Regions from separate parts of the Mus musculus genome. Here region 2 is linked to region 1. The links are chromatin loops, found by intact Hi-C in ENCODE. Cell type or tissue: heart. All regions are shown on one strand. Links, peaks and the distances in the headings refer to the core of each region. The heading gives the core; the rest is flanking DNA. Region 1 holds the start of Commd5 (COMM domain containing 5). Region 2 holds the start of Kifc2 (kinesin family member C2).

What was found. Peaks named below come from ENCODE experiments on the same cell type or tissue, not always from the same donor. Only the 100,000 strongest peaks of a DNase experiment are listed, where the experiment ranks them.
Region 2: it touches region 1 in a loop (2.1-fold over the local background); 3 of 42 quality-filtered maps call a loop at or near these places.

What each region holds. Positions count from the first base shown.
Region 1 is chr15:76,891,796-76,906,933 of GRCm38, forward strand. It overlaps Commd5 (COMM domain containing 5), which reads left to right and starts at 8,146. Exons shown (of 2, transcript NM_025536.2): 1 at 8,146-8,197; 2 at 8,557-9,502. The coding sequence starts at 8,610. The coding sequence ends at 9,284. Zfp7 (zinc finger protein 7) reads left to right here. Exons shown (of 5, transcript NM_145916.3): 5 at 1-600. The coding sequence ends at 22. It overlaps Rpl8 (ribosomal protein L8), which reads left to right and starts at 12,276. Exons shown (of 6, transcript NM_012053.2): 1 at 12,276-12,314; 2 at 12,508-12,655; 3 at 12,744-12,885; 4 at 13,023-13,241; 5 at 14,061-14,176; 6 at 14,326-14,523. The coding sequence starts at 12,518. The coding sequence ends at 14,484. Gm52198 (a long non-coding RNA gene) reads right to left here and starts at 3,442. Exons shown (of 3, transcript XR_003951576.1): 1 at 3,413-3,442; 2 at 3,145-3,320; 3 at 1,686-1,894. In heart, for the core only: a CTCF peak has its summit at 8,152; DNase peaks (open chromatin) are centred at 8,076 and 9,006; H3K4me3 peaks cover 2,412 bases; H3K27ac peaks cover 2,675 bases.
Region 2 is chr15:76,654,594-76,669,731 of GRCm38, forward strand. It overlaps Kifc2 (kinesin family member C2), which reads left to right and starts at 5,988. Exons shown (of 18, transcript NM_010630.3): 1 at 5,988-6,172; 2 at 6,413-6,494; 3 at 6,643-6,791; 4 at 6,887-7,025; 5 at 7,134-7,279; 6 at 7,353-7,418; 7 at 7,508-7,636; 8 at 8,002-8,079; 9 at 8,189-8,303; 10 at 8,381-8,490; 11 at 9,478-9,586; 12 at 9,689-9,852; 13 at 11,436-11,540; 14 at 11,636-11,757; 4 more. The coding sequence starts at 6,074. The coding sequence ends at 12,865. Cyhr1 (cysteine and histidine rich 1) reads right to left here and starts at 2,301. Exons shown (of 4, transcript NM_001357882.1): 1 at 1,767-2,301. The coding sequence starts at 2,123. It overlaps Foxh1 (forkhead box H1), which reads right to left. Exons shown (of 3, transcript NM_007989.4): 1 at 15,012-15,138; 2 at 14,636-14,740; 3 at 13,631-14,547. The coding sequence ends at 13,714. In heart, for the core only: a CTCF peak has its summit at 6,749 (motif pointing right); DNase peaks (open chromatin) are centred at 5,238, 5,598, 6,868, 7,668 and 1 weaker place; H3K4me3 peaks cover 2,646 bases; H3K27ac peaks cover 1,655 bases; H3K27me3 peaks cover 1,951 bases.

The DNA.
Region 1 (15,138 bases), core at 5,061-10,060:
CCAAAAACTTCACATGAGATAAATCATTTCCCTAAATGTCTTGGTTACTTCTCTCTTGGCTGTGATGGCACCATGAGTGACCAAGGCAGCTTAGACAAGAGTTCTCGTGGGGCTTACAGTGGAGCGTTAGTTTCAGAGATTGTTCACGGCAGTCTTGGCAGGGAGCAGGGCGGCAGGAAGGCCTGATGTTAGAGCAGTCGCTTAGAGCTCACATCGTGAGACAGCCAGTTACTAGGCAGAGAGATCTAACTGGAAATGGTGAGAGGTTTTAAAAAACCTCAAAGCTGGCCTCCCAGTTACCTCCTCTAAAGAGGGCATACCTCCTAATAATTGCCAAACAGTTCCACCAACTGAGGACCACATGTTGGAACATATGAGCCCCTGGAATTTGTTCTCATCCAAACCACCACACTAAAAGTAATGTAACTATGAATAAGCCAGAAGCCTTATTTAATTTGGGTAATTTATGCTATCAGAGACTTGAGGATGCTAGGAAGATTCAGATTTGTTCTTAAAGAATAGTCTACTTAGGAAATGTTTTATTCGTTTCTGTAATATTTTACCATTTACCCATTAAATAAAAGTGTGTGTCACACTAAAGGTGTAGCCTGTACTTTGAACTCAAAGTGAATCTCTCCTTCAGATAAGGAAATAGGTTTTAGGAAAGCCTTGTGAGTCCTAGAAACAGCTTAAACTCGTCTACAGTCTTAAGCTTCCTAGTGCTTGCTTCCTCTCCACGCTATCCATTTTCCATTTCTTTCTTTCTTTTTTTTAAAAAGATTTATTTATTATGTATATATCTTTTTGTCTGCATGTATGCCTACAAGTCAGAAGAGGGCACCAGATCCCAGATCCCAGATGGTTGTGAGCCACCATGTGGTTGCTGGGAATTGAACTCAGGACCTCTGGAAGAGCAGACAGTGCTCTTAACCACTGAGCCATATCACCAGCTCCTTTCTTTTTTTTTTAAGATTTATCTATTTTATTTATAAGAGTGCACTGCAGCTGTCTTCAGACACACCAGAAGACAGCATCAGATCCCATTACAGATGGTTGTGAGTCACCGTGTGGTTGCTGGAATTGAACTCAGGACCTCTGGAAGAGCAGTCAGTGTTCTTATCCCTTCAGCCCCCGTTTTCCATTTCTTTCTGCCCTATCTTTTGCTTTTCTGTTTTTCCATTGTATCGCCCCATTAGAGTGATTAGTAATAGCCATGCCACACTATGCTGTCTTGAGAGTTCCTCCAACGAAATGAGTTAGTTATGTAAGGAGTATTTAAAATATTCATTTTATGTATATGAATGTTTTGCTTGCATTTATGTCTCTACCCGGTGCCTGTGGAGATTAGGAGAGGGCGTTGGATTCCCCTGGAACTGGAATTAGGGACTGTTTTAAGCTGCCATGTGGGTGTTGGGACTTGAACCCAGGTCTTCTCTAAGAGTGACAAGTGCTCTTAACTGTTGAGGCATCTCTTCATCAACCTCTCCACTACTTTTTAATTTGCCTCAAGTGAGTTTTAGGATATTGGCAAAAGGCAGCCAGATTCTTTGCCAAAATAACACATGCTATTTTTTCTTTTATTTGTTATACATTTTTTAATAGTATAGAGTGTATTCAGGGCATGGGGAGAGGAGTTGAGAGGGTAGTAGAGACAGGCAGAGCAGAGGAGTAGACATCGGTCATGAGCATGTGGAGAGAGGGAGGAGAGGAATGGGAAGAGAGGGGGAGCGGGATGAGAGGACAGAGCAAGAAGGCAAGAGAGACAAATGGCCGTTTCTCATAGAGACCTTGTTTCCCTCTGAAATTTATGAGCTGGACGTCCACTGTCTGCAGTTACTTTCCAGGATCCTCCGGCTAGAGTGGTTCCTTGACTTCTGTTAGGACACTTGATGGCCTTTTAAAAAAAAGATTTGCCGGGCGTGGTGGCGCATGCCTTTAATCCCAGCACTTGGGAGGCAGAGGCAGGCGGATTTCTGAGTTCGAGGCCAGCCTGGTCTACAAAGTGAGCTCCAGGACAGCCAGGGCTATACAGAGAAACCCTGTCTCAAAAAAACAAAAAATAAATAAATAAATAAATAAATTAATTAATTAATTAAAAAAAAAAAGATTTATTTTATGTATATGAGAACACTGTAGCTGTACAGATGGTTGTGAGCCATCATGTGGTTGCTGGGAATTAAACTCAGGACCTTGGGAAGAGCAGTCAGTGCTCTTAAGTGCTGAGCCATCTCATCAGCCTCTCAAAGGCCTTTCTAGTCCAAACTTAATGTTTTATTTTTTTGGTTTTTTGAGACAGTGCCTTTGTGTAGCCTTTTCTGTCCTAGGACTGGCTCTGGAGACCAGGCTGGCCTTGAACTCAGAGATCTGCCTGCCCCTGGTTCCCAAGTGCTGGGATTAAAGGTATGTGCCACCAACGCCCAGCTAGTCTAAAGTTTCAAAATATTTCATGCTCAGCAAGCCTGACAGAACTCAGCCCATAAAGGCAAGTGACTGTGTATTCACGGTTGCTTGGTGTCCTATGGTTGAATAACTGATCTCTACCAGGGATCAGGAACACATTACACCTGTTTCTCAAATAGTGAATGAGTCTCTGTTGCGCTGGTATGGCCTTGGTTCAGAATCTCAGGAGTCATGTGCTAGTTTTTTTTTTTTTTTTTATGTGCTAGCTTCTATCTCATTTTTTTTTTTTTTAACTGCTGGCATCATTGTACCATTTGCTTTTTTTTTTTTTTTTAATTTGAGACAAGGTCTCGATATGTATCCCTTGCTGTGTAGACCATGCTATCCTTGGATTCCCAACTTGTTGCAATACTCTGTCCCTTCCCCTGGAGTGCTTGGATTGCAGGTGTGTGCCATCATGCCCAGCCTCTTCACTGGGCCTCTTTACATTCCCTCCCCCTGAAATAGAGCCCTCCCACTTCCAAGAGTGAGCCCTTAGCATGAAGCCACCACCTGCTGTCAGTGACTGTACCTTAACTTCCCACCAGGACTGGCCAGTCTGTGGGCAGTCCTTTCCAAATGGCTATCAGAGACCCATGAAGTGGGTCATTTCTGGCTTTTGTGTTGGTAGATGCCACAATAGGGTTATGTCTGAAAAAGGCTTCACAAATGTCTAGGAGGGAAAATGGAGCCATCAGACTATACCTAGAGCCTGGTACAGATGGGAAAGTCCTGAAGGGGACTTCCCTGGCAGCTGTGCAGGAATGTCCTTCCCACTGGGCTACCACCAGGACATGATGCTGTGCTGTTCTGGGACTCATGCTGTCATGTCTTTCAAAAGGTGTTTTCTGGTTGCTGATGTAGCTTGGTTGAATGCATACCTAGAATTCACAAAACCCTGGTTTGTAAATCCCAGCATTTCATTAAAAAAAAAAAAAAAAAAGAAAAGAAAAGAGCATGAGATGGAACCCACCTTTAATCCCAGTACCTGGGACAGAGGCTGGTGGATCTCTGTGAATGGGAGGCCAGCCTGGTCTACAGAGAGAGAGAGAGAGAGAGAGAGAGAGAGAGCGCGCTAGGACTGTTACACAGAGAAGCCCTGTCTTGGAAAAGCAAACAAATAAAAAAGTTGAGGAGTGGTAGTGCCTGCTTGTAATCCCTGCACTCTGAGAAAGTGGAGACAGGAGGATCAGAAGTTCCTGGGCCACCTCAGCTCCATTGCAAGCTCAGGGCCAGACTGGACCAAGGGAGTCCTTGTCTTACTGGTAGCTCATGCTGTTACTTCTTTTTTTTTTTTTTTAAAGATTTATTTATTTAATATATGTAAGTACACTGTAGCTGTTTTCAGATACCCCAGAAGAGGGCATCAGATCTCATCATGGATGGTTGTGAGCCACCATGTGGTTGCTGGGATTTGAACTCAGGACCTTTGGAAGAGCAGTCAGTGCTCTTAATCGCTGAGCAATCTCTCCAGCCCCCATGCTGTTACTTCTTTCCCCTTTATAATAACTGTTGAGTTTGGTATCTTAAAAAATATTCTTACGGGCTGGTGAGATGGCTCAGTAGGTAAGAGCACCCGACTGCTCTTCCAAAGGTCCGGAGTTCAAATCCCAGCAACCACATGGTGGCTCACAACCATTTGTAACAAGATCTGACGCCCTCTTCTGGAGTGTCTGAAGACAGCTACAGTGTACTTATTTTTAAAATAAATAAATAAATAAATAAATAAATAAATAAATAATATTCTTACGTTTTGAGACTCGTGTATAATTACATCTGTTCCCCCTGCCCTTTTCTCCATCTACCCACCTCAGGACACCCCACCCCTGCACTCTTTAAAATTCATGGCCTTTGAAAAAATTAATTATTGTTATATGCACACATGTATGTATATGTACACACATATATAGTCCTAATTATGTAACTACACCGCGCTAAGTGTGGTTAATGTTACTAATGGTCCTGGGTTCTATAAGAAATCAAGCTGAGAAAACCATGGGGAGCAAGCCAGCCAGCAGCTCTCCTCCCTTGGTGACCCCTGTACCAGCTCCTGCCTTGTGTTCCAGCCTTGCATGAGTTCCTGCCCTGACTTGCTTCAGTGAAGGACTGCAATGTGGGGTGTTTAAGCCTAATGAACCCTTTCCTCCCCAGCTTGCTTCTGGTCCTGCTCTTTCACCATAGCAATAGTAAGTAAACTAAGACAATCTCCAAGCCTTAGATGCAGGGCTTATATTGTAAATATATCCATGGAGATTGCTCTTCTCAGCTCTCCATTTTGATAGGTTGTGTTTTTCTAACATGGTCTTCCTTTGTTGCAAAGAGACATTTCCTTAATGAAAGAAGAGGACTACACTTACTGGGCTAGACCCTGGAGAGGGATGTCCCTGTGAGAGCCCCTGTCTCAAACCAAAAGCAAAAGCAAGGTGATGGCTCAGTGGGTAAAGGCACTTGCCATCAAGCCTGATGCCCCCGAGTTAAATCTCCAGAACCCACATGGAGCAGAGAGACTAACTCCTGCAAACTGTCCTCACGTTGGGGCACACATTCACACACACGAATACACCCATATAAACATGCATAAGGAAACGAAATTAAAAGCAACAGCAGGGGGCTGGTGAGATGGCTCAGTGGTTAAGAGCACTGACTGCCCTTCCGAAGTTCCTGAGTTCAAATCCCAGCAACCACGTGGTGGCTCACAACCATCTGTAATGAGATCTGACACCCTCTTCTGGTGTGTCTGAACAGTATACAGTGTATATATATGATAATAAAATAAATCTTAAAAAAAAAAAGCAACAGCAGAAGCCAGATGATGCCTCTGATCTCTGCACTTGCAGGGCAGAGGCAGGTGGATCTCAGAGTTTGAAGTCAGCCTGGTCTACAGAGTGAATTCCAGGATACCCAGGGCTACACAGAGAAACACTGTCTCAAAAAAAAAAAAAAACCAAAACTGAACAACCCTGTCTTAGTTAGGGTTTTACTGCTGTGAACAGACACCATGACCAAGGCAAGTCTTATAAAACACAACATTTAATTGGGACTGGCTTACAGGTTCAGAGGTTCAGTCCATTATCAAGGTGGGAGCATGGCAGTATCCAGGTAGGCATGGCGCAGGAGGAGCTGAGAGTTCTATGTTTTCATCCAAAGGCAGCTAGTGGAAGACTGACTTCCACGCAACTAGGGTGAGGATCTTTTCTTTTTTTTTTTTTTTTGGTTTTTTTCGAGACAGGGTTTCTCTGTATAGCCCTGGCTGTCCTGGAGCTCACTTTGTAGACCAGGCTGGCCTCGAGTTCAGAAATCGGCCTGCCTCTGCCTCCCAAGTGCTGGGATTAAAGGCGTGCGCCACCACGCCCGGCTAGGGTGAGGATCTTATACCCACACCCACAGTGACACACCCATTCCAACCAGGTCACACCTATTCCAACAAGGCCACACCTTCAGATGGTGCCACTCCCCTGGTCCAAGGATATACAAACCATCACAACCCCCCAAAACAAAATCAAAGGAACAAAACTAAGAGCAACAAAGCTAGCATATTGGTATCTTTCATCCTAGTACATGGGAGGTAGAGGAGACAGAGAGAGCAAAGGCAGAGGCAGGCAGGTCTCTAGGAGTTTGAGGTCGGGCTGGTCTATGCACTTAAGTTCCAGGATAGCCAGAGCTACTTAAGGCAGGGCTACCCTGTGTTGGGGTTCAAGAATTGCCACATGAAACCCACATCAACCTCAGTTAAGAACTTATTGAACGCATACCCCAGACTCATCAATCAGGACCACCAAAAAGACCCAGAGCCTAAGTGTATCAGCCAGGCCTCAGGGCAGGCGTTTTATAGGAAAAGTCAGGAAGTGAAGAGGCATAACATTTTTGGCTAACCATACAGCTAACTTATTGGTCTTAGGTGAAGTAAGAGAGGATGGGGGGCGCAATACATTGAGATAATAGAGTAGAGGTGAACCCTAACTTTTTGGCTGAGTAGCAGTCTCCAGTGTCAGCTATGGATAATTTCTTCTGGGAAGTGGAGCCTGAGAACCTGAACTTAATTTTAACTTATGAACAAAATGGAGACTGGATACAAAATGGCTCCAGTTATGTTAAATAGAGAGCAGGCTCCACACTCTCCCTTAAAATACCACCAGCCGCCGGGCGTGGTGGCGCATGCCTTTAATCCCAGCACTCGGGAGGCAGAGGCAAGTGGATCTCTGAGTTCCAGGACAGCCTGGTCTACAAAGTGAGTTCTAGGACAGCCAGGGCTACACACAGAAACCCTGTCTCGGAAAAACAAACAAACAAACAAAATGCCACCAGCCATGGTGACCTCTGTCTCCACATGCACACATATGCACATGCATTTACACATACATGTGTACCCACACACACGTGAGCACACACAGAAATGCACATCCCCTTCGCTAAAAAAAAAAAAAGATCCCCAAACAAAAGGCTTTTATGAACATATATTAGATATAGGTTGAATTTTGTTCTTCAAAAGATATCCTGGAGTCCTAAGATCTCCGGAACCTGAGAGTAAATGAGACACTATTTGGAACAATGGTCCTGGTAAGTGAAGTCATGAGAATGCTTACAGGAAAGTCGAAATCCCACCTAAAGATGGAGGCAGTGAGCCAGGAAGTGGTGGCATGGCACATGCCTTTAATTCCAGCATTCAGGAGCAGAAGCAGTCTGTCTGGAGACAGAGATTAGAGTGATATATCCAAGCTAAGGAATGTCAAGGATGTTTGGCTGCAAGCTAATGTTGCAAGGGGCTCAAGAACATGGTCCTATCAACACTTAGAGCTTCTGGAACCATTATATTTCTGCTATATCACGAAATTAATTTTGGCTGCTTAGGAAGTGTGTGTGTGTGTGTGTGTGTGTCTGTGTGTGTTATTTATTTAAGATGGAATCTCTGTGTAGCCCTGACTGGCCTAGAACTCACAGAGATCTCTTTGCCTCTGCCTCCCAAGTGTTGGAATTAAAGGTGTACACCATAACGCCCAACTTCCTCCAATCTCTGATGAAGCAACACACCAAGTTCTTCAGGTTGACCTTGAACTCACTCTGGAGCCCAGATTAGCCCTGCCTTGGGTTTGCGATCATCCTGTCCCAGGCTCTTCCGATCACTCGCTTATATCACCAGGGCTGGGTCATTAGCCATTCATACCATCCTTGATAAAACGTCCAGACTTTGCCGGCAAAATTAATCACCTACCCCAAAAGCTTCTTGGGGCTATAATGCATATACCACACAAATTTACCCCCCCCCCCCACTTCTGCGGGGAATTCTGTTTGGTTTATTGAAATTGTTTGGGTTTGTTTGTTTGTTTGTTTGAGACAGGGTATGTAGCGCTGCCTGTGCTGGAACTCTGTGTAGACCCGACTGACCTTGAACTGTTTCTGCCTCCTAGTGCTCGGATTAAAAGACGTGGGCCGCCGCCTAGACCATCTAAGTATTTTAAAATATGCAATTCGTTGGCATCAACCACAATAATTCTTACGTCTGTTCTTCACATGGGGCTGCACAGGCCAGCAGAATCCATGCATCCCACACGGAAGCTAACTGAACTTTCCTCTCGCTTCCCAAAACACTGTTAGAAGGCAAGCGACCGGGCGGCGCATGCGCTCGGCTCCCGGGACCACAGAGAGCCACGGTCGCGCTTTCCTAGAGCGGCCCGGAAGTGTCTAAGTGGCACTTCCTGAGACTCGGCCAAGTTTCAGCTGCTGCCAGCCACAGCCAGCTCCTGCGGATAGCTTCCTCCAGGTGCAGAGGGCGTTCAAGGCTTAGTTTGTATTTGTAATGTGTGATTTAGGTCTTCCAGAGCTATGATGAGGATTCAGGGTTTGGGGGGGTCCTCGTTCCCTATTTATGTAGGATTTTGGTGCGCGCTTCAGTTTCTTGGTTCTTTTCCCTGCCAACTGTTAAATCTCCGGGACGCCTCCCTTCTGCTAGACTCAGGCGGGCTCCTTTGCCGCAAGGTCTCAGGGCCACCTCCAAAGCATGCATCCTATTTGCTATCTATCCTTGGTAGACAGGCGGGTGGGAGCCCCTCATCCACCCCCAGTTTTTAGTACATGAAGCTCCCGAGTAGGAAGTCACTTGTCTCTCCTTCACCTCTCCAGGCTACTGTGGTTAGTACCTTCTCTCCGGCCTGGTCAAGAAAGGGAAAGGAAGGATGTCTGCGTTGGGGGCTGCGGCTCCATACTTACACCATCCAACTGACAGTCACAGCGGCCGGGTCAGTTTCCTGGGTTCCCAGCCCTCTGCAGAAGTGACGGCAGTGGCCCAGCTCTTGAAGGACTTAGACAGGAGCACCTTCAGAAAGTTGTTGAAACTCGTAGTCGGGGCCCTCCATGGGAAAGACTGCAGAGAGGCCGTGCAGCACCTTGGTGCCAGCGCCAACCTGTCAGAGGAGCGTCTGGCCGTCCTGCTGGCGGGCACACACACCCTGCTCCAGCAGGCTCTCCGGCTGCCCCCTGCCAGTCTGAAACCAGATGCCTTCCAGGACGAACTCCAGGAACTTGGCATTCCCCAAGATATGATTGGAGATCTGGCCAGTTTGGCATTTGGGAGTCAACGCCCTCTTCTCGACTCTGTAGCCCAGCAGCAGGGATCCTCGCTGCCTCGTGTGTCGAATTTCCGGTGGCGGGTGGATGTGGCCATCTCAACCAGTGCTCAGTCCCGCTCCCTGCAACCGAGTGTTCTCATGCAGCTGAAGCTCACAGATGGATCGGCACACCGCTTCGAGGTGCCCATAGCCAAATTCCAGGAGCTGCGCTACAGCGTGGCGTTGGTCCTTAAGGAGATGGCAGAGCTGGAGAGAAAGTGTGAGCGCAAACTGCAGGACTGAACCCTGGTACTGTGGGGTGCTGAAGCTGGTACCAGAACCCAGCCGCACTGGTGATGAGGATGTAAGAACATATTTTAAGTGAAAAGACAGCTGGGACTTTTGGGTTTTGTTTTACAAGTAAACAGCTGGGCTGAGGCTGGAGAATGTGAAATGTAAGGCCGGCCTGGCTGGGTTTTACGTAGTGAGGCTCAGTTTCGAATTAAAGAGGTAAAGCAACTATTAAAAACATGTTATTCTATTAGGGAATTAAACCTACCTGTCCCTTCCCCAGCTGTGCTCCTGGATGAGACGATGTGCAGAGCTAAGTCCAGATGAAGATCTCTTACAACATACAACATGGTTGCTCAGCATGGCTGAACTCTGCCCATTTGCTTTCCTAAGTCCTGTGCTTTGCTGCGGACGTGTTTATTCTTTTGCCCTAAATTCCTGCTTTCCTGAAGCTGACATCCTAGTGGAAAGATCAGAGGGGGTGGGGGGAAGACATTACAAATACTAAATATGCATTAAATAATGTTTGGTATATATAACATTAAATACATATTTTAAATATTAAGACATGAGAACAGGGCCGGAGGATTGATTGAGCAGTGAAGAGCACTTGCCCTTGCAAAGAGGACTTGGGTTCAAGTCCCAGCATTCACGTGGTGGCTCACAACCTTCTGTAACTTCAGTTGTGGGGGAAGGGCAGGGGGGACCCAACACCAAGACATCCAACACAGGCACATATGTGGTACTCAAACATACATGCAAGCAAACTACTCATACTCAGAAAGTTGTAAATCTAAAACAAACAATAAAACTATGAGTACAGCTTGTGACAATTGAATAGAGCCAGGTCAGATGAGGAGAAGGTTGGTCACAGGAGTACTCTGCAGACGGATCAAGTGGTGTGTCGGCTGCTAGTGAAGCCATGCAGCGTTAGTGGATTAAAACCTTTGAATGTGTCCGAGGCACCTGTCCAGTACTTTACCTCCCACTCCATGGGGAGTTTGGAACCACTGGGCATGTCAAGAGTGTCTTTGGGAGCTGGGGAGTTGAGTCTGTGGTTAAGAGCCCTTGTTGCTTTTGCAGAAGACCTGGGTTTGATTCCCAGCAGCCACGTAACAGCTCATAGCTGTTTGTAACTCCATTTTCAAGGGCTCCAATCACTTCTTTTGTCATTCCTGGGCACCAGGCATATACTTGGTGCAGTTGTACAGGCCAAACACCCAGACTCATAAAATAAATCTTAAAAAAAAAAATTGCCTGATGGTGGGGGTGCTCCTCTTTAATGGCAGCACTCAAAAGAGACAGATGGATCTCTGAGTTTGAGTTCCTCCTGATCTAGAGTGAGTTCCAGGACAGCCAGGTTTACACAGAGAAACCCTGTCTATAAATAAATATATAAGGTGTCTTTTTTCAGGGCTGGAGAGATGGCTGAGCAGTTAAGAGCACTGACTGCTCTTTACCTAGAGGTTCTGAGTTCAATTCCCAGCAACCACATGGTAGCTCACAACCATCTGCAATGAGATCGGATGCCCTCCTCTGGTGTGGCTGAAGATCATATAAAATAAACAACAATTTTTTTTTTTAAAGATGTCTTTGTTTCTGAAAGGACAACCCAGTGGCAGATGCCTATATAGGAAGAGTGTGACAGGGCTGAAAACTTGCACATACATTTACAGACTCTCACAAAACTGTCCTGTGGGCCGGTTGGCTGAGATATACCCTAGTGCTGGCAGGGCCCTATGCCCTGCACGGTTCACAAGACAAAGCACTAGCAGGCATCCTCCCACAGACTTTTCTGTATAGGCATCTTTCATTCTGGTTCTCTTCTGGGCTGACTCAACTCCTTACCCTGCCCCTGGGTGGCTTGATTTACCACTCTGCAAGTCCTGGAACCCTGCCACCCAAAGCTCCACTACCCTTCTGGAATACCCTGTGCACCAGCATCCTGTGGAACTTGAGCCATGACGATAACTCGGTGTTCTTTCCTCGTTTGTTTGTTTGTTTTTTCGAGACAGGGTTTCTCTGTACAACCCTGGCTGTCCTGGAACTCACTCCGTAGACCAGGCTAGCCTCGAACTCAGAAATCCACCTGCCTCTGCCTCCCAAGCCCTGGGATTAAAGGCATGTGCCACCACGTCTGGCCTGTCCCTTCTTCTTTTCAGTGTGTCAGATCACCAACCCATGTCCCTTCCTCCTCAATATGTCAATTTTAGCCTCTGCCATGTAAAATCTCCCAGTTCTGACAAACCTCTCTTACCAATTGGGACCCTGACCCTCAGTTACCTCCCTCTCAGTCTACACGTTTATGCCATTGACTACTTAGGTTTCACTCAGATGAAGAACCTCTGTTTGGGGGGCTCTGTGCCACTTTATCGCCCTGCATCGCTGCGTTCCTTCCCCGCTTTAGCTCTCCAGGGTCATTGCCCCCACCCTCTTTCCAATTGCTGAGGCCACTAACTTTTGGCTTCTTTGCCAGACATCTTGAGAACTCCGCAGGTGACCTTCTTAAATCCCAATCATTATCTTCTTGTTCTTCTTCACCTCCTTCCTCCCCTCCACCCCCAACCCCCTACCCCAGACTGGGTTTTCTTTGTAGCCCTAGCTTGTTCTGGAACTTGTTTTCTAGCCCAGGCTGTCCTGGAACTCCGCCTGACCCAGTCAAATTTCAATCTTCTAGTTCGGCAAAGCACTAGGTTTCCAGTGTCTGCACATCCAATCTCCTCCGTCTGGGCCCAGCTCGGAAGCTCAAGATTCTGCGTGGCGTTGCCCTGGACAAATCCTTCCACCTCTTGAAGCCTCCTCTCTCCCGCCCTTCCTCCGTAAGACTCTTGAGTCGGTTTCTTCAGAGTCTGCCTCTCCCCAGGACGACAAGTTTCAGCAATTGCCTTGGTTCAGCAATTTGGTAGACACACAGGACACCTGCATGTGACTACAAGACCCGACAGGCATTGCGCTGGGGAAGGGGCGGAGTTATGGCCCCGCCCCGGAAGATAAGGCTGCGTTGACCCGTCTATTTCCTCTTTCGGCCTTGCTTGCCGGCAGGTAAGTTGTGCTCTGTCCGCTGCGGGTTTTGAAATTATCCACCGCCATCCGCCGCCGTTAACTACTTGGCGGTCTGTCATGCGGCCTGGCCCACTCGTCCAGGATCAGAAGGGAGGGATGGCGTTGCTTTCGGCCTTGGGGGCTGGCAGGAGGCTGGGGATTTTTTTGGACGCTGAACTCGAACCATTTCCAGACTCGCCGCCATGGGCCGTGTGATCCGAGGGCAGAGGAAAGGCGCGGGTTCTGTTTTCCGTGCGCACGTGAAGCACCGTAAGGGCGCCGCGCGCCTACGTGCTGTGGACTTCGCGGAGCGACACGGCTACATTAAAGGCATCGTAAAGGTAGGAGGGCACCGGCGGGAGTTAAGCAGGCGGGGAACCGGGCGTCTCGAGCAGGCCTTAGAATACAATACACCACCCTGACCCGTAGGACATCATTCATGACCCTGGCCGCGGCGCTCCCCTCGCCAAAGTCGTCTTTCGGGATCCCTACCGATTCAAGAAGCGGACAGAGCTGTTCATCGCAGCGGAGGGGATCCACACTGGACAGTTCGTGTACTGCGGCAAGAAGGGTGAGCCTCCAGGCGGGGAAGGAAGGAAGGGTTGGGCCCGGGACTTTGGGTGCTGAGCTGAGCTTCGTGGGTTGGGATCGGTGTGGGTTTGGCATGGCTTTTAGCGTTAACAGTCGTTTTGCCCCCTCTCTCCACAGCCCAGCTGAATATCGGCAATGTTTTGCCCGTGGGCACCATGCCTGAGGGTACGATCGTGTGTTGTCTGGAGGAGAAACCTGGGGACAGGGGCAAGCTGGCCCGAGCCTCCGGGAACTACGCCACAGTCATCTCCCACAACCCAGAGACCAAGAAGACTCGAGTGAAGCTGCCTTCGGGGTCCAAGAAGGTCATTTCCTCTGCCAACAGAGCCGTTGTTGGTGAGTGCGGGAGGGCAGTGGGGCCTTGAAGACGCGGGTGGTCGGCATATGAACTGCCAGCTGCTGGGCCTAGGCCATAGAACCACATTGCTTATTTTCTTGGTCATGGGAGAAGACTAACAGAATGCAACTGGGGATTTAGTTGTAGAGTGCTAGAATACCTACTTCGTAAACAACTAACTGATTCCTGTCCTGGGGATTTGATTCTTTTCTGGTCTCTGGGCACTGTATAAATGTGTATGGATACAGACATGTAGGTAAAGATGCCTGTGTATACATAAAATTAGGTTAAAAAAAGATTACACCGCTTGACACTTTTGTGCACTGTGACCTAGGAATTCTGATCCTGCACTTGAGTTTAGTTGGTTCATTTTAGAAAAGATAGGACCAGTAGTGGCTGTTAAAAGATGTTCAAGTCAGTGAAAAGGGGCCATGACTTATCTCTTGTTTAGTTACTTGGAAACATCTTAGGATCTGCTAACCTCATCCTTGCATAGGATAAGTTCTGAGGGCACGTGGTCAAAGCATGCTGTGTTTGGTAGGTGGGTTTGCCCATTTGTGGGAGGTGTTTTCAGAGGTTGAAGGACCTGTCTTGAATATCAGGCACTGAATATTGAGGTGCACCCCATGGAAACTTGGGCTGAGTCAACAGTTTGCTTTAATACAGGCATGGTCCTTGCCTCACCTGTCAAAGTGTCAGTTTGCAGAGGGTAAGGGGTTTCCTAGGTAGAGCTTGCTGGACTTCTGTGGGGTTGTAGATTTCTGCCATAGACTAATGGTGAATGGTGCATGTCTCAGAGGTGTTGTGTCACTTTTCAGGTGTTGTGGCTGGTGGGGGCAGAATTGACAAGCCTATCTTAAAGGCTGGCCGTGCCTACCACAAGTACAAGGCAAAGAGGAACTGCTGGCCACGTGTGCGGGGTGTGGCCATGAATGTAAGTAACCAAGAACTGAGTGAGTGGGCTTTTCTTGTTGCTGTGCTGGGAGGATCTGCAGCAGGGAGGTCCTGGGCTGTCGGCTCTTCCCGTGTTCCCTACGTAGGTGAGATGACCCTTACACTAACCTAACTTCATTCTCTTTTTAGCCTGTGGAGCATCCCTTTGGAGGTGGTAACCACCAGCACATTGGCAAACCCTCCACCATCCGAAGAGATGCCCCTGCTGGGCGCAAAGTGGGTCTCATTGCTGCCCGCCGGACTGGACGGCTGCGTGGAACCAAAACTGTACAGGAGAAGGAGAACTAGAGTTCAGGAGCTAATAAAGTACGTCCTTTGGCTAATCCGGCGTGTGTGAGCCTCTTTTGTGAGGGATCCCTGGAAGTGAAAGATGCTTCCACCCTACAAGGGAGCATGGCATGCTGCGCCTGGGATTTGGGTAGATGACTTGAGACCAGGTCTCTACATAATCCTTGACTGTCTGGAACTCACTGAAGATCAGGCTGGGGTTGTCATCCTGCCCAGCTGGGAAGCTCAGTTTACAATATGCGGTACTGACGTAAATTATGTGGACCACAGTTGCTGGGGTTAGTGGTGACAGTACAGTGAGCCTTGGTCTCCACTCAGCCCATACAAATGGGTCTGTGTAATTGATACAGAATTTTCCCCCCATTCCTTCTCAACGTGCAGTAGAAGCTAGTCTCCAACTCCTAATTACAGGCTGTCTTGGGCACTAGTGTGTGAGTGTAGAAACTTCTTTTTGGAATGTCCAAGTACTTTTTAGTTGGTTGTATCTTTTGCCTAGAGAATATTAGACATCCAATGTGGCCCCCACCCCCTGGGAGTGATGACGACTGCAGCTGTTACACATTAAGATTTGTTCCATGCAGAATAGAGGTGCTTCTGTACCTTTAAGTCCTGGTTTTGGTCACCCCTTCCCACCTTCATGGATCGTGATAGAAG
Region 2 (15,138 bases), core at 4,346-9,345, 240 kb before region 1:
AGGACGTTCCCTTCCTTATTCTTCTTGCTGCACTCCCATTTTACATGCTATCTGTGGACAGTCAAAGTTCCAGCATTTGCCCAAGACTCTTCCAAAATGACATATTCTAGAGGACTCTCCCAGTCCTTAGGACAGGGAAGCATCTAGGTATCTACCCTGGCAGAAGGGAGGTGCGAAGGAGGCTAGTGGCAGGGCTTGGAGATCAATGTCAATGCACACAGCTCATCTCAGAGAACCTGGCAGCCTTCCCCCTGGGTCAGGATCTGGGAAGGCAGCCCCTCCACTCACTTCATCTAGTACATCCCTCAGCTGCCTGACTTCAGATGCCCAACCCAGAGCAACAACTAACACAGTGTGTAGACTGGTTTGAACCAGCTAGTCTCATTAGCCACTTTGGGCAGAAGCAGAACTGTGGCTCTCTGTGTAGACCAGGAGCCAATGCCATGTGGCCTACCATCATGCCAGGACCAACTGGGAAACCCCTGAATTCCTTGGGACCCCCTTCCATTGGCCTGTCTTGCTGGATTCTCACGAAATCCTAGGAAAGGAAGAACTCCCCCCACTAAGAAGGGCCGAGAAGCCAAGACAAGAAAAAGGCTAGCTGTGAGCAGGTTCTGATGGCCCCTAAAATGAGAGGTAAATACCGGTGCTAGAATCAGCAGCTGTGGGAAACTTGTCTCCAGTTCGCCCGGCCTAACACCTAGGAGGGTGACTGCCCCATCCAGGTCATCAGGATCACCCCACACCACCTCAAAACCACAAGCCAAGGCAGAAAGAACACGGAGATCCAAAGGAGAGGGAAACGGCTACACAGACTAGACCTCTACTGGCCCTCAGCCAGGTCTTCTGTGTAAAGAAAAGCAGGGAAACAGGCCCCACCAGCCACTTTTAGCTCCTGAAAGTACAAAGAAAGCTGACAAGAGACTCTGCTCTGTTTTTCAAAGAGGCTGGGAACTGAGGCAGAAAGACCAGGGGAAGGTGGACAGACATTTCCCACTGAACCAGAGGTCTGCTCTCTTTTACCTGGAAGAGGACATGTTAGACCCACACAGACCAGGACTCTGAGACTGACTGGCATGCTGGGTCTTCAAGTGGGAAGGCAGGACAAAGTTCCTGGATACTGGCAACCTTGGAAGCCAGCTTGGTATGGGTGAGGTGGCCCCGAATAGAAATACTGGCTAGGCTGGGGCAGGAGAAAGTACCCTGACAGTAAAGTTTGTTGCGGATTGCTTCCTCCAGATCAGAACTGAGAAGGGATGAGAGGCCCTCCTTTCTTCCAGGTCTTCAGAAGGACACAGGACTGACTCCCCAGGGCACAAAAGAAGATTTACTTAGTTGTTCAGATATGGAAGGACACTTTTGGGGGTGTGGCTGCCAGAATTGGAGCCCTGTCTCCAGGAAAGAAGTTTCTTCACCCAGGGGTCTAGAAGTGAGGGACAGTATTGATGAGCAGTAGAAAAGGGTGGGTACCTGTTCACAGATCTCTACATGGTCAGCTGAAAAGAATGTGGAATCTATCAAGGAGGCACCCTGGAGGAACCAGAAGGTGAAGAGATCTACGGAGGAGAATGGAAATTCAGACTGGGGAGTAAAGGGTACCATCGAACACAGAAAATGAGATTCAGAGCAAGAAAGGATAAGGAGCCTCGAGAGACAGGAGCGGGGTTTCGTAGACCTGGAAGGTGGATGTTTGGATAGGAAGGATTCCCGGCCACCGGCCACAGGCCTCCAGGCAACGCGGCGCCGGGCCGGGCCGGCGGCCCTACCTGGTACACGGAAGCCTTGGGCAGGTCCAGGCACACGGTGCAGCACAGCACCGAGTAGAGACGCTCCTCCAGCTTTCCACTGCCCGCTGCCACTGCCGCCGCCGCCGCCTCGGCTGCCTCGGCCGCCCGCAGCCGCTTCTTGGGCGGCGCGTCGGGGTCGCCGGCCGCCTCTTGCAGCTGCCGAGCGCCGGCCAGGGCCGCCTCGTCCGGGATCCCGGGCCCCGCCGCCTCGCCCAGAGCCGCCGCAGCCGGCCCCGCGGCAGCCCCAGGCCCGGCCCCTACCCCGACCCCGGCCGGCACGGCACCCGCGGGCCCTGCAGCCGGGCCACCCCCGCCGGCCTCCTCGGCGCCGGACATCACGGCCGGCCGGCCCGGCGGGCGGGTGCCGGCGCGCTCGCCGGCTGGAAGTTAGGGTCGCCGCGCGCCCTTGCCGGCTTCTCACTGCCGCGGCGACCCCGCAGCCTGCCCACCGTGCAGCTGCCTCAGTGGGCCTGGCCCGCCCGTCGGCCCGCAGCCGCCCCGGCCACCAACCCCGGCGCGGCCGCCATCTTTGTTTTCGCTGCGGACCCCCCCCCCACGCCACCGCCCCCTCGCCCTCCTGATCACGTGGGCCTCGCGCAAGCCAATGGAAGCGCCGCGAGGGCCAAGACGACGCGGCGGCCACCTCCAATGGACGAGCGAGGACGCCAGAGAGCCCACCCACCCTCGAAGGTGAACAGAAGGGGGTGGGGTCCAGGAGGGGATCCGGAGAAGGGCGGGGGGTGGGGGGATTTGGGGAGTCCGCCCTTGGAGAGGTACCATCAGCTTCGGGGTCTGGAGAGGCCCCCAGACTTCAGACTCCTCGAGAGTGCAAAGCGCCCCTAAGCCTCCCATGTCGCGCTCGCGCGCGGGGGGTGGGGGGGGATGCCTGTGCCAATGTGTACAGAAATTCGGGCTTGTGTGTGCAAGGCTCTGGCCTAGCTGACCGGAGTATTAGAGCAGGATCTTGAAAAACGCACCTACCACCACTCTTGCGCGACGGTATAAAGGTCAACAAGATGCAAGTACAGGAACAGCGAAGGATTATTGGGTTCACTCCCTAACCCACCTCTTTCGTCCCAACCTCAGAGTTGGAGAAAGAAAGAGTTGGAGTAGAAGAAAGAAAGAGTTGGAATAGAAGAAAGAGGGGGTTTTAAGTTATAAGGTATGTCTTGCACAGACAAGAGGGTGTCAAACAGGTAGTAATCAAGTCAGTCCAGAGAGATGTGCAATTTCTGGGAATCGCTGAGGGTATAGCACTCTTCTGCCCTTTATGAAAACAGCCATCAGTTTGTGAAGGTCATTGCCCCAGAGGGCCACCTGCCAGGTCCACCAAGGATATATGCAAATTTACTGTGTCCCAGGAAACCAAGGCCCAAAACTCTCTTCTCACGGGAAGTTGGTTTTTTTTTTTCTCTTTTCTTTTTTAAAAATGTTTTTCTTTCTTCTTTTTCTTTTCTTTCTTTCTTTTTTTGATACAGGGTCTCACTATATGTTGCACTGGCCATTCTGGAACTCACTATGTAGGCCAGCCTGGCCACCCACAACTCACAGAGATCTGCTTGTCTCTGCCTCCCAACTGGAATTAAAGACCTGCACCACCATGCCTGGCACTCTGGGGGTTCTCTTGGCAAGTCTACCAGGATGCCAAAGTGAATAATACCTTCTGCTACTTACAGCCCATCCCCCACTCCTTTACTCAGGGAAATCACCTTACAGGCCTTAGGAAGCTAGCTCAAGAATAAACAAATTCCATACTCCTGTATATTCCTTACGTTTATTGGAAATCAGGTCTCTGACTCACAACCATGTTCCTCCCAGGCCCCAAGTGTCCTGAAGACCTGTTGTTAGCATTCTGGTTTAGGTAAACTTCCACACATGCATGACTAGAGAAGGGATAGCACCCAAGCTCTGCCCATTAGTAAAATTATAACAGGCTCTACATGTGGGCAGGTAGGAGGCATAGTAGTACCTGGCACAGAAGCCCCAATCAGTGCTACAATCACTCCCACTGCAGGCGCTGTGTGTGCAGGGCCCTGCAATAGGCCCAACTACCTGCAGCCAGGGCCCAACGACAGACATCCTCCTTTGGCAGCAGTAGCAGCCTGTCTTCTTCCAGCCTGCTCAAGAGGCCTGCCACACCCAGCAGGGTACCCCCCCACATCCCGTAAGTGTTAGCTGTGAAAACAGCCACAATAAGGATGGTCACTGCAACCACCAGCAGTACTGCCTGCCCAGCGACAGAGCACCCTTCAGGGCCCAGGTGATCACCAGCCACTGCCAGCACCATGCCTCCTCCCAGAAGCAGGTTGGCAGAAGAGCGGTCCCCATTCACCCAGTGAAAATCGAAGGCCAGAAGAGGCAGACCGATGACTGTGGCAACCCAAGCTCCAGCGAGACAGTCTTCATGTGTGCTCGGCCCTGGGGCCAACATAATGATGGCAGCAAAGGTCTGGAGCAGGAAGCCGGCAGCTGCTCCTCGACTGGACTGTTGACACCGGGAAAGAGAGACACGTTAAGGGAAAAGAAGCCATTTAAAAGCAGCCACTTTTAAGTAGGAAAGAGTTTGGGACTGTTAAGGAGTCCCAGCCTCCCATGGGAGGAGCATCATCCTCTTTCTAGTGGAGGGATCTACATAGTTTGTGAAAGTAAGAATATTCACCTGTAGCCGGGCATGGTGGCACACACCTTTGATCCCAGCACTCAGGGGGCAGAGGCAGGCGGATTTCTGAGTTCGAGGCCACCCTGGTCTACAAAGTGAGTTCCAGGACAGCCAGGGCTATACAGAGAAACCCTGTCTCGAAAAACCAAAAAAAAAAAAAAAAAAAAAAGAATATTCACCTGTACAGAGCTCACCGCTGCATGCAGGGACACCCCTGCCAATACCAGGTGGGACAGGACAGTGCTCCATTCAGTCCTGGGTTTGGAAACCATGACACGTTGAATAGTAGTGAGTTTGAGGAGATAGGAAATGAATCTTCAAATTAGGAGAGAAGTACACACAGAGGCTGGCGATCTGGAGTCCTTAGTGGAGCTCTTCAGGAACCTCGAGTTCCAGAGACCTTTGAGTAGACATTAGAAGAGATTCAGTTCCAAACTTTTTGGAGCCCTGAGGTCACTGGACTCACCTGCAAGGAAGAAGGACTAATTTCCTGGGGAAGGGGAATGGGATTGGAATCTTGGCGCCCAAGCGTGGTATCAGCCCAGGGACTCAAAACGGCAAGAGGAGCTGTCTCTTGCTGTGGTCTGGGCACGGTCCTAGTTATGGCCTTCCATGCCTGAGAATGATAGAAGGGAAGAAGCAGCAGCGGAGCACAGGCAGCGCACAACACCTGGAGACGCGGAGCTGAAGGCCCGAACCCGCCCACAACAGTCTGCCCCGCCTCCTAGCCCGCCCTCCCGAGGCGCGGATTGGAGCAGCCGGCTTACATCCACTAACGAGAGGAGCTCCGGCTAGAGCGGCGGGGCGGGGCCTGTGGAGGGCTGCGGAGGCTCTAGAGGGGTGGGGCTGGGAGCGCGGAGGTGGCGACCAGAGGTTCAGTACTAGTTTGTGGTTTAGATAGTCTCTTTACATTACCCTGGCTGTCCTGGAACTTCCTGTATAGACCAGGCTGGCCTCAGACTCACTGAGATTTGCCTGTCTCTGCCTTCTGAGCGTTGGGATTAAAGGCATGCGTCACAGCCCATGATCTTCGGCACGGGTTTGCTGGAGCACTGGCATTGCGAAGCGCCCCGGGTCTGAGCCGGGAGATGTAGGTGGGGCTTCGGGGCAGCAGGCGTGGACTGAGAAAAGAGGCGGCACTTCGAGGGGTCTAGGCGGAGCTGTGAGAAGGGCCGGGGTGGGGCTTCCAAGGGTTATTGCTTAGCTGTGGGAGGGGCGAGGTTATGACCGAAGGGGAGGTCTGGGCCGGGCTGGGTCCGGCTCCCGGGGAGGGGTGGAGTCTGGGCGGGGCTATCGAGGGAGAAGAGGTTGTACACCTGAGAGCTGAAGGCTCGGTTCCCTTGCGCGTTTCTTGGTGGGGGTCTTGATGCGGGATTCCCAAAAGAGACTAGACAGCGGCTAGAGGTCTTTGCGAAAGAGGGACTAAAAACCGCTTGATAGGGCCTTAAGTACAAGTTTTGCAGCTCTTCGCAGTCGCCCCTCAGTGAGGGCCCTCCGCCCGTGGAAGATCGTCCGTGGGGGCGACCGCCGCGAGCATGCGCATGGGCACTGCGGCGGGCGGGTGCAGAGACCTGGTGCGGGGACGCGGGGCGGCGCGAAGAGGTGCTCTCTGCCGCCCCGCGCCCCCATGTACGCCTTTTACTCTCTGCTCATCTACATCTTCTACAGTCTTTTCCGCAGGGATGGCGGGGCTGCGGCGGTCTCGGACCCCGGGGATCCCACCCAGGTGAGCGGAGTGGGCCTGCATCACGGTTGGTTACCACCATCATTCTGAGATTTGGTCGTGGCTGACCTGTGCAGCTTAAATCCTTAGGTACCTGCTCTGGGAAATAGGGCTGTTCAGAGACCAGTATGGTCTCTGTTGTGGGGTCAAAGATCTCAGCCCCAACCCCTTGGCCCATTTCAGAAGCGAAAGGGTCGCACATACTGCCAGTACCCTCACTTGCACCTCATGCTCTCTTCCCAGAAAAGCGGCGGCCAACCTAGGGGTCGTCGCCGTCCGGATCAATTCACATCAGAACTGTGGTCCGAGCTGAACAGCCTGGCCGGTAGGTGCATACTAGGAGCTGCTGGGGAAGGAAAGGTCCGGGGGATACCTGCAGTTGGTGTACTGTAACCTCACCGGGAGGGAGAAAGGCCTCTCCTCCATCTAGTAATGCAGAATGCTTTTTCCTTTCTCACTTGGCCTCCTCAAAGGCTGCTCAGAATCTGAGGATGGCCAGAAAGGAGCGGAGGGTGGAGCAGCTGAGGTGTCCCTGGAAGAGGCACTCATGCGTCTTGCTGAGTTCCTCTCCGTCCAGTTGGGGGCAGAAGAGAGCTGCGGGACGACTCCTGACCTGGGCAAGGTGAGCGATACCGTCGCCAGCAATTATTCCTTTCCCTAGCCTCTGTGGTCCTCTCACTCCCAACACCTCTGCTTTGGTTCTTACTTCCTTCACAGCCTGGTGAAGTCCCCCCACTGTTGACAGTAACAAGTCAGCTCTTGGCCCTACTGGCATGGACACGGAGCCCCCGGGGGAGGCAGGCCCTGCTCCAGGGGACTCAGCCAACCTGCCCCGTGCAGCCCTCCACTCTAGATGGTCTGTAAAGAGTATCACCATTAGTGGAAGGAGCAGGATCTATCAGAACTAGCTCTGCTCACTATGCCAGACATCTCCTCACTTGTAACTGGCCTCATCCCTCTCCAGGGTCTCTTTCACAAGAAGAAAGCTCCTCTCAGCCCACTCCCATCCTGGATGAGGTACCAAGGGATGAGACCCAGGAACATCAGCCTCTCCAATTGGAGGAGGAACAGAGAGTTTGGCAGCGGTTGGAACAGCTCATTCTTGGACAGGTAAGGACTGTCAGCGACTGGGTGGGTGTGAGACCTAAAAAGGCATTCTGTCCTGTCTCTGACTCCTCCACAGCTGGAAGAGCTGAGACAACAGCTGGAGCAACAGGAAGAAGAGCTGAGTAGACTTCGTCTGGGAGTGGTGAGGCTTTTGGGGTGGGCATAGGGAACAAACAGGCTGAAAAGTCAGGGGAATTTCAGGTGGGTCCTGATGATATCCCTCTCTGTCAGGGGGTGACAGATTCAGAGAAGAGAGTCCAGCACCTCACATTGGAGAACGAAGCCTTGAAACAGAGCTTGAGCCTTACTCGGGACCTCCTGCTACACTGGGGGCCTGGACCACTCCCCAGACTTTCCCAGGTACTCTGCCATTTGGCTGTTATGCTAACTGCAGCCCAGGTTCCTGTACACCTGGTATCCAGCAACAGTACCTGAACCTCCTCAGGTGGGGGCCATCTCTAACTATGAACAAAGTCAGTGAGGTTGATTGTTGTAAAAATCACCCCACCCCCACCCCCATTCTTGGTCTCTCTGTGAAACCTCAGGAAAACAAAGAGCAAAAAGCCTAGGTCAGGGAGCCTTGCATGAAGTTGGGTACCATGGATTTAGCCATTCTTGTTTTGGCCTGAGTCTGTGAATTGGAACTATAGGATACTCTTTCCTGAGTTTGCATTGGCTTTCCTGAGTTTGGCTCTGTGGCCCCATCTGGTTCCCACTCTCTATAGGAGGAGGCAGGGGCACTGTTGGAGCTGCAGGGCCAGCTTCAAGAGGCCCAGGACACCACAGAAGCTCTCCGAGTCCAGGTGGCCTAGGGAACCTAGGGATAAGGCGGGATGGGAAGCTGGGGGTGAAGTCTGGGGCAGGGCCTGGTGCCTGTTTCCTCAGTGACAGAAGTGGGCTTGGGAGGGACAGCTGGGGGCCCAGGAGCTGCAGCTGCAGGGCCTTCAAGGGGCCCTCCGGCAGCTCCAGCAGGAGACAGAGCAGAACTGCAGACAGGAGCTGCAGCAAGTTCACGGACAGCTGGCAGGTAAGGGATGAGAAGATGGTTTCAGGCCAAGCTCTGCAATCTGCTTTTCCCCCCTCTCAATGGCCTTCCTCCCCTAGGACTACGGGCACGGATGGCCAGCCTTCGTCAGGGATGTGGGGACCTCCGAGGACTGGTCAGCACCTTTACGCAGAGTTGCCAGGGCTCGCTGAGTGAGGCTCAGGGCCAGGTTAGGACCACTCCCTTCCTGGTACCTTTTCTATAAGCAGTCTGTGCACTGTCTGTCCCAGGGGAGCCTCTGTTACTGTTTTCCCTTCCCGTCCTTCAGGAGCTGCCTGGACCAGTGGGCCAGTTGTTGACACTTGGATCAGAGTAATTTCTGAGCAACCCAAAGTGTCTGTCTTTCTCTTTTCTTTTCTTTTCTTTTCTTTTTTTTTCTTTTCTTTTTTGAGACAGGGTTTCTCTGTATAGCCCTGGCTGTCCTGGTGGCCTCGAACTCAGAAATCCACCTGCCTCTGCCTCCCAAGTGCTGGGATTAAAGGCGTGTGCCACCATTGCCCGGCTCTTTCTTTCTTTCCTTCTTTTCTTCTTCTTCTTCTTCTTCTTTTTTTTTTTTTTTTTTTTTTTTTTTTGGTGGTAGGGGAATTGAGACAGGGTTTCTGTGTAGCCCTGGCTATCCTGGAACTCACTCTGTAGACCAAGCTGGTCTCAAACTCAGAGATCCACTTGCCTCTGCCTCCCAAGTGCTGGGATTAAAGTACTTGCTGCTGGGGTTGAAAAGATGGCTCAGCGGTTAAGAGCACTGACTGCTCTTCCGAAGGTCCCGAGTTCGATTCCCAGGAACCACATGATGGCTCACAACAATCTGTAATGAGATCTGACTCCCTCTTCTGGAGCGTCAGAAGACAACTATGGTGTACTTACATATAATAAATAGATAAATTAACAAAACAAAACAAGACAAAACTACATGCTGCCACCACCTGGCTATGTCCTCATTTCTATACTGTGAAAATTGGCAATAGCTGGGAAGCCCAGGACAGATAATAGACTGAATATTCCTATGTATGATTCCTAGATTGTGTTTCAGACCCCCCTGAATGATGGCCTCAGGTCCATACCCACTGAAAATTGTATGCCACCACAAATGGCCGTTTTGCTTTCAACACCCTGCTTCACTAGGACACCTGGACACCTTTCTTTGTTTTCCTCTCAGGTTTCCTGGGCCCTTGGGGCTCTGTCAGCTGGAAAGGCTAAGACTCAACTCTCAGAAGGGAACCAAGCACCCCCAACTGGATGCTCAGGGCGGCTTTTGGAACTCAAGGGTGAGATTGGCTTTAGGAGTGGAGCCCCAGTGACTACAGTATAGAAGAGTTCTCTATGTTTAGGGCTATGGAGGCAATATGCCGATGTGGTCCCCAATGCAGGGAATATTCGTGTCCTGTGTCGGCTGAGACCAGCTGAAGGGCAGCCTTCCAGCCTGGTGAGCGTGGAGCCTGGACAAGGGGGAACCATCACCACATGTTACCGAGGACGCCAGCATCGCTTTCGCCTGGACTGGGTCTTTCCTCAAGATGCCAGCCAGGAGGAGGTGACAGCTAGCTACCCATTGCATCTATCCTGACCCTTCCTCAGAGTCCCCTGGGTCCAGAGGAGGCCCATTCCCTCTTCCATGCCCATCTGGATACTTAGATGGTGGGAGGCTAGGCTCCATCAGGGAAGGGAACCACTGAAAGGCCTTGGAGGCAGGATTGGCTGTCCAGCTGAGTGCTAAGGAAAATGCCTGTCCAAGATGAGTTACTGTTCCTGTAGAACTGGCTGCAGAGCACTGGTGCTTTCCCAGCGGTGAAGACAGGGCTGTAATCCTGTGGGTGATGATAGCTTGGAACTTCTTTTGCCCAGGCTTCTGCCCATAGGCAGAGCCTCTTCTTGCCTTGTGACCCTCAGACAGGTTATGTGGGTGTCCTGGTGCTCCCCCACTGCCCTACTCCGATCTTACTCTTCTCTTTTTTCTGGCCAGACCCCAATGGAAAAGCAGTCTGCCCTAGCTTGTCTCACACATGGACTCCATGTGCACATAAACTGTGTTGCTGGAGCTTCTGGGACTAAGATGGGGGCTCAGAGCTGATAAGGAATTGAGTAAGGGACAGAGCTGGCAGAGAAGACCCAGGCTATCTGCTGTTCTCACAGAGATGGTATAATGTAGCAGGGACAGACTCACTGCTGACTGATGTCTCACCTGCTCCTGTCTGTCTTATACTCGCCCCTGGCATCATCTCCCACCCCAAACTGTAGCCATGTACATATCCCTAGACTTTTTTCCTGTGCTTTGGGCAGCCTGCACTGGGTGATCTATCTAACAAACCAGACCAAGTGTATCTCTTGTGAAGTTTCTCACCTGTAGTTCCCATTTTCGCACTACCTAGCCCTGAACTTTTTTAAACATATATTTATTTATTTTGTGTATGTGAGTACACTGTCACTGTCTTTGAACACACCAGAAGAGGGCAACAGTTCCCATTACAGATGGTTGTGAGCCACCATATGGTTGCTGGGAATTGAACTCAGGATCTCTGGAAGAGCAGTCAATGCTCTTAACCACTGAGCCATCTCTCCAGCCCAACCCTGAACTTTTTTTTGTTTGTTTGTTTTTTGTTTTTTCGAGACAGGATTTCTCTGTATAGCCCTGGCTGTCCTGGAACTCACTTTGTAGACCAGGCTGGCCTCGAACTTAGAAATCCGCCTGCCTCTGCCTCCCGAGTGCTGGGATTAAAGGCGTGCGCCACCACGCCCGGCTTCCCCACCGATTCTTTTTTTTTTTTTTTAAATTTTTTTTTTTTTAATTTATTTATTGATTATATGTAAGTACACTGTAGCTGTCTTCAGACACTCCAGAAGAGGGCATCAGATTTCATTAGGGATGGTTGTGAGCCACCATGTGGTTGCCGGGACCTGAACTCTGGACCTTCGGAAGAGCAATCGGGTGCTCTTACCCACTGAGCCATCTCACCAGCCCTCCCCACCGATTCTTAAGGCAGCTGCTGTATGAGGAAGGGACTAGGGCAGTTACACGTTGCTCTCATTTTGCTGACTGTGCTTACTACCCTTCCCGGTCTTGAACAAGGAGATAGGGAAGGATTTAGAACACTTCTCCCACTTGTTTTTCGTTCCCAGGTCTTCAGGCAGCTGGAGCCAGCTGTGTTGTCCTGCCTCCAGGGGTACAGTGTCTGCATCTTCACTTATGGTCAGACTGGGACAGGGAAAACCTACAGCATGGAGGTAGGTTGGAGCTCGCACTTGGGGGGGGGGGCGGGAGGAAGGGAAACTCAGGGCTTTGAATGAGAGTCCAATGTGGCACTGCACACTGTCCTCAGGGCCCACCTGAGGACCCTGGCATAGCTCCTAGGGCACTGCAGTTGCTGTTCCGGGAGATGGGGACTGGAGGGCACCACCATGTGACCCTCAGTATGGTGGAGATCTACAACGAGGCAGTCAGGTCAGGGATGCGTGGGCGGTGTTCTCCTTGCCCCTGGCCCAGGGTTCTGCAGCCACCTTTAAAACCCATACAACTAAACCCACCCTCTCTCACCAGGGACCTCCTAGCTACAGGGCCTCCAGAGCGCCTGGTAGTAAGGCAGGGACCTGCAGGGCAGGGGGGAATTCAAGTGGCTGGCCTCACACACTGGGACGTACCTAACCTGGAAACCCTGCACCAGGTAAGGCTGCCTTCCAGGGCCCCTGTCTACTGCCACCTAAGGGCAGGAGCTATATATATGTACCAGGTTAGCCTTGATGCTCTACTCTCCAGATGCTGAGTCTGGGGAGAAGCAACCGAGCTACAGCAGCCACTGTCATGAACCAGCACAGCTCACGCTCCCACGCCCTAGTTACGCTGACTTTACGTGCAGCGTCTCCGCCTCGGGCCCAGGGTATCACAGGTACCACCGGTTTGTGCTTAAGTTCTGCAGAGTTTCTAGCTCCCTGAAAGTCTCCTCCACATCCGGTTCATTTGCCCTGCAGGCACACTGCACCTGGTGGACCTGGCAGGGTCTGAACGGGTGTGGAAAGCAGGGGTGGCCAGCCCGGTCCAGAGAGACCCGAATGGCGCCCGGCGTCTGCGTGAGGCCCAGGCAATCAACCGCTCCTTGCTGGCACTAGGAGGAGTGATGGCGGCGCTGCGAGCTCGGAGGCCTCATGTGCCCTTCCGCGACTCACAGCTTACGCGCCTGTTACAGCCGGCGCTCTGCGCAGGCACCACTGCAGTTCTGCTGCTGCAGGTGGGTCCCTTGGGCTAGTGCAAGCCTGGGGTGCTGCCACCGGGACAGTGTATGAGTTCCCCTCTCTTGTAGATCTCCACAAGGGCGGAAGATCTCGGGGAGACCATCTGCTCGCTCAAGTTCGCCGAGCGAGTGGGTCAAGTGGAACTGGGGCCCGCCCGGCGCCGTAGAGCCCCACGCTCTGGAACCCCTTCTTCTCTCAGTACTGACACCCCACTCACTGGAACTTCCTGCACCCCTACACCATCTCCCGGAAGCCCTCCCAGTACCAGCCCTAACAGCTGTTCTGGCTTGACTCTTGAACCTCCAGGGGACCCGCCTCCCTAGATCTGGGTCAACGCCCCTGGTACTGGGCTTGAGAATGTACCTCTGCTGGCAGAGGCAGCTGTGAATCCTATACCCCACTTCCCAGGTCAACCTTTAAAAAACAAAAACTCTGGGGCCCTAACTGCCCCCAACAGAGCCCTACAGTGTCCCCCTTCCTCTTCTAGATCTGGCCAGAGAATGTTATGCTTTGAGAAAGGATCGCCTCCACCCTTCCACCCCCAGCTGAGCCACAGGCCCTTAGTTCTCCCCCCTTCCTTATCGCCATTTGCCCTTATCACAGCACACAGCAGGGGGCCAGAGCTGCAGGAACCAGACCCCAGACCAAGTGGTTTCCCAAGTCGCCACCCTGCCCCCAATACCAGACTTGGAATTAAAATGTTGTAAATTCCTTTACTATTAATCGCTCCCCTACTTCCATTACACCAAAATTATGTCCGTTCCAGTCTTTCATTTCTTAACCCTTTCCCTGAAAGGTGCTACCCTCTACCCAGGCATTTGAGAGAGGGCAAGACTTCAGATCGGACCCACTTTTGGCTCTCCCTCCCCCCAGCCTGGAGCCAGGAAGGCATGGTGACAGAGGGATGGATAGATGGATGGCTTGAGGGCCTGAAAAGGTAGGATCAAGAGGAGGCACTCTACAGGCTGAGCTCCGCTCCTGGCACGATTGGCCAGACCTCCCTATCTAGCAGAGACAACCCTTTCTGGAGTAACCTAATTAAAGCTGTGGGTTTTCAGCAAGGCTGTGCCTGGTGTTTTAAAGCTGTCGCTGCGGACATGCTCCTAGCTCTGGTTCATCAAAATGATATTCATGGGTGGAAGAGAGAAGCAGCCCTTTCTGCCCTAGAATATTACATGCTGTACCAGGAAAGGAGCCAGCCTGGGGCAGGAGCTGCCAGGTCCCTAGGATGGCTGACCCACACATCATAGATACTCTTGTTGGGTGGTACTCCCTGGAAGAGGGAGTCTAGATCACAGAGCAGGTCCTGGGACCCTTGGGATTCAGTGCCTACGCTCCAGTAAGCTGGGCTGGCAGAAGATGGGCACTGGGGACAAGAGGTGGTCGGTAGTGTGGCCAAGGGCATTACTACATTGGGCGTATAGATGGGCAAGTAAGAAGTGGGTAGCTGTCCCCACAAGGAGGCTCTGCTCCCCCTCCTGGGCACTCCCCTGGAATCTGCGGAATCCTCAAGTAAGTGGAGGGGCCAGGAGCCTTGATCTGGGGTGACGGGAGAAGGCCTGATTACCTCCCCTTGGGAACTCTCCCCCTCTATGATTGTGGGCCCAGGAAGGGAGCAGAGGGGCCACAGAGGCGTCTCAGAGGAGCTAGAGGGTCCAGTGCCCATCCCTTCTTCCCCCTTTGACAAGGTGCCTGCCTGAGCTGCAGTGCTCTGTCCAGGGAGCCCAGGATGCTGGGGCCATGTGGATTCTTTCCCAGGGTCCCCTAGCAGGGACTTGATGCTGAAACCCTCCCTAGGTGGTGGTGGGGGACTGGGTGGCTGATAAGGCTGGCCGTGGAGCACGTAGGGGCTCAGGTCCTTGGCGAAAGCTCTGTGGGTGCCCCGGTTCTGCCATCGACGGCACAGGGCAGTGTTCTGAAGGCGCAGCGCCTCAGCAGGAATCAGGCTCACATCCACCGCCCAGAAGTTGCCCTTGGCCTGGGGCTTTGCAGGGTCCTTGGGCACCTAGAGAGTGGTTGGCTTGGCTGTGGCTGTTCTACCCAGAGATTCGGGGGTTCCGAGCCCACGCCGCCCCCGGGATTCAATATCCCACCTTATGGAAGCACCGATTAGAGGAAAGGTTGTGGCGGATGGAGTCCTTCCAGCCCTCATAGTCGTCCCTGAAGAAGGGGAACACTGCCTGGACCTGACGGATAATCTGAAATCAGGCAGTATTTGGCGCCGTGAGGTGAGGATTGGAGTAGTACCCTCTCCCTCTTTTACAGCCGACCCCGGGGCATCCATCCCTTCTCCGGGAGACAGAGGTCTGTGCCTGAGGGCAGAGTGGATTGGGGGTTTTGGGAGAAGGGACTCAGGACCGTTCTCACAGGCAAGGATAAGTGGGTTAGGCAAAGGCCAAGCGTGAGCCTACAGTAAGTGGGGATCAGGCCTGGGATAGTTGTGCCCCAAAGCACGAGGGACTCTCTCACCTGAGCCAGTTTCAGCCTGCGGAAGGGTGCGGCCTGAATTACCAAGGCGATCATGGCCAAGTAGGTGTAGGGGGGCTTGTCATGCCGTAGGTATCTCTTCTTCCTCCTCTTGGGGGTCTTCGAAAGA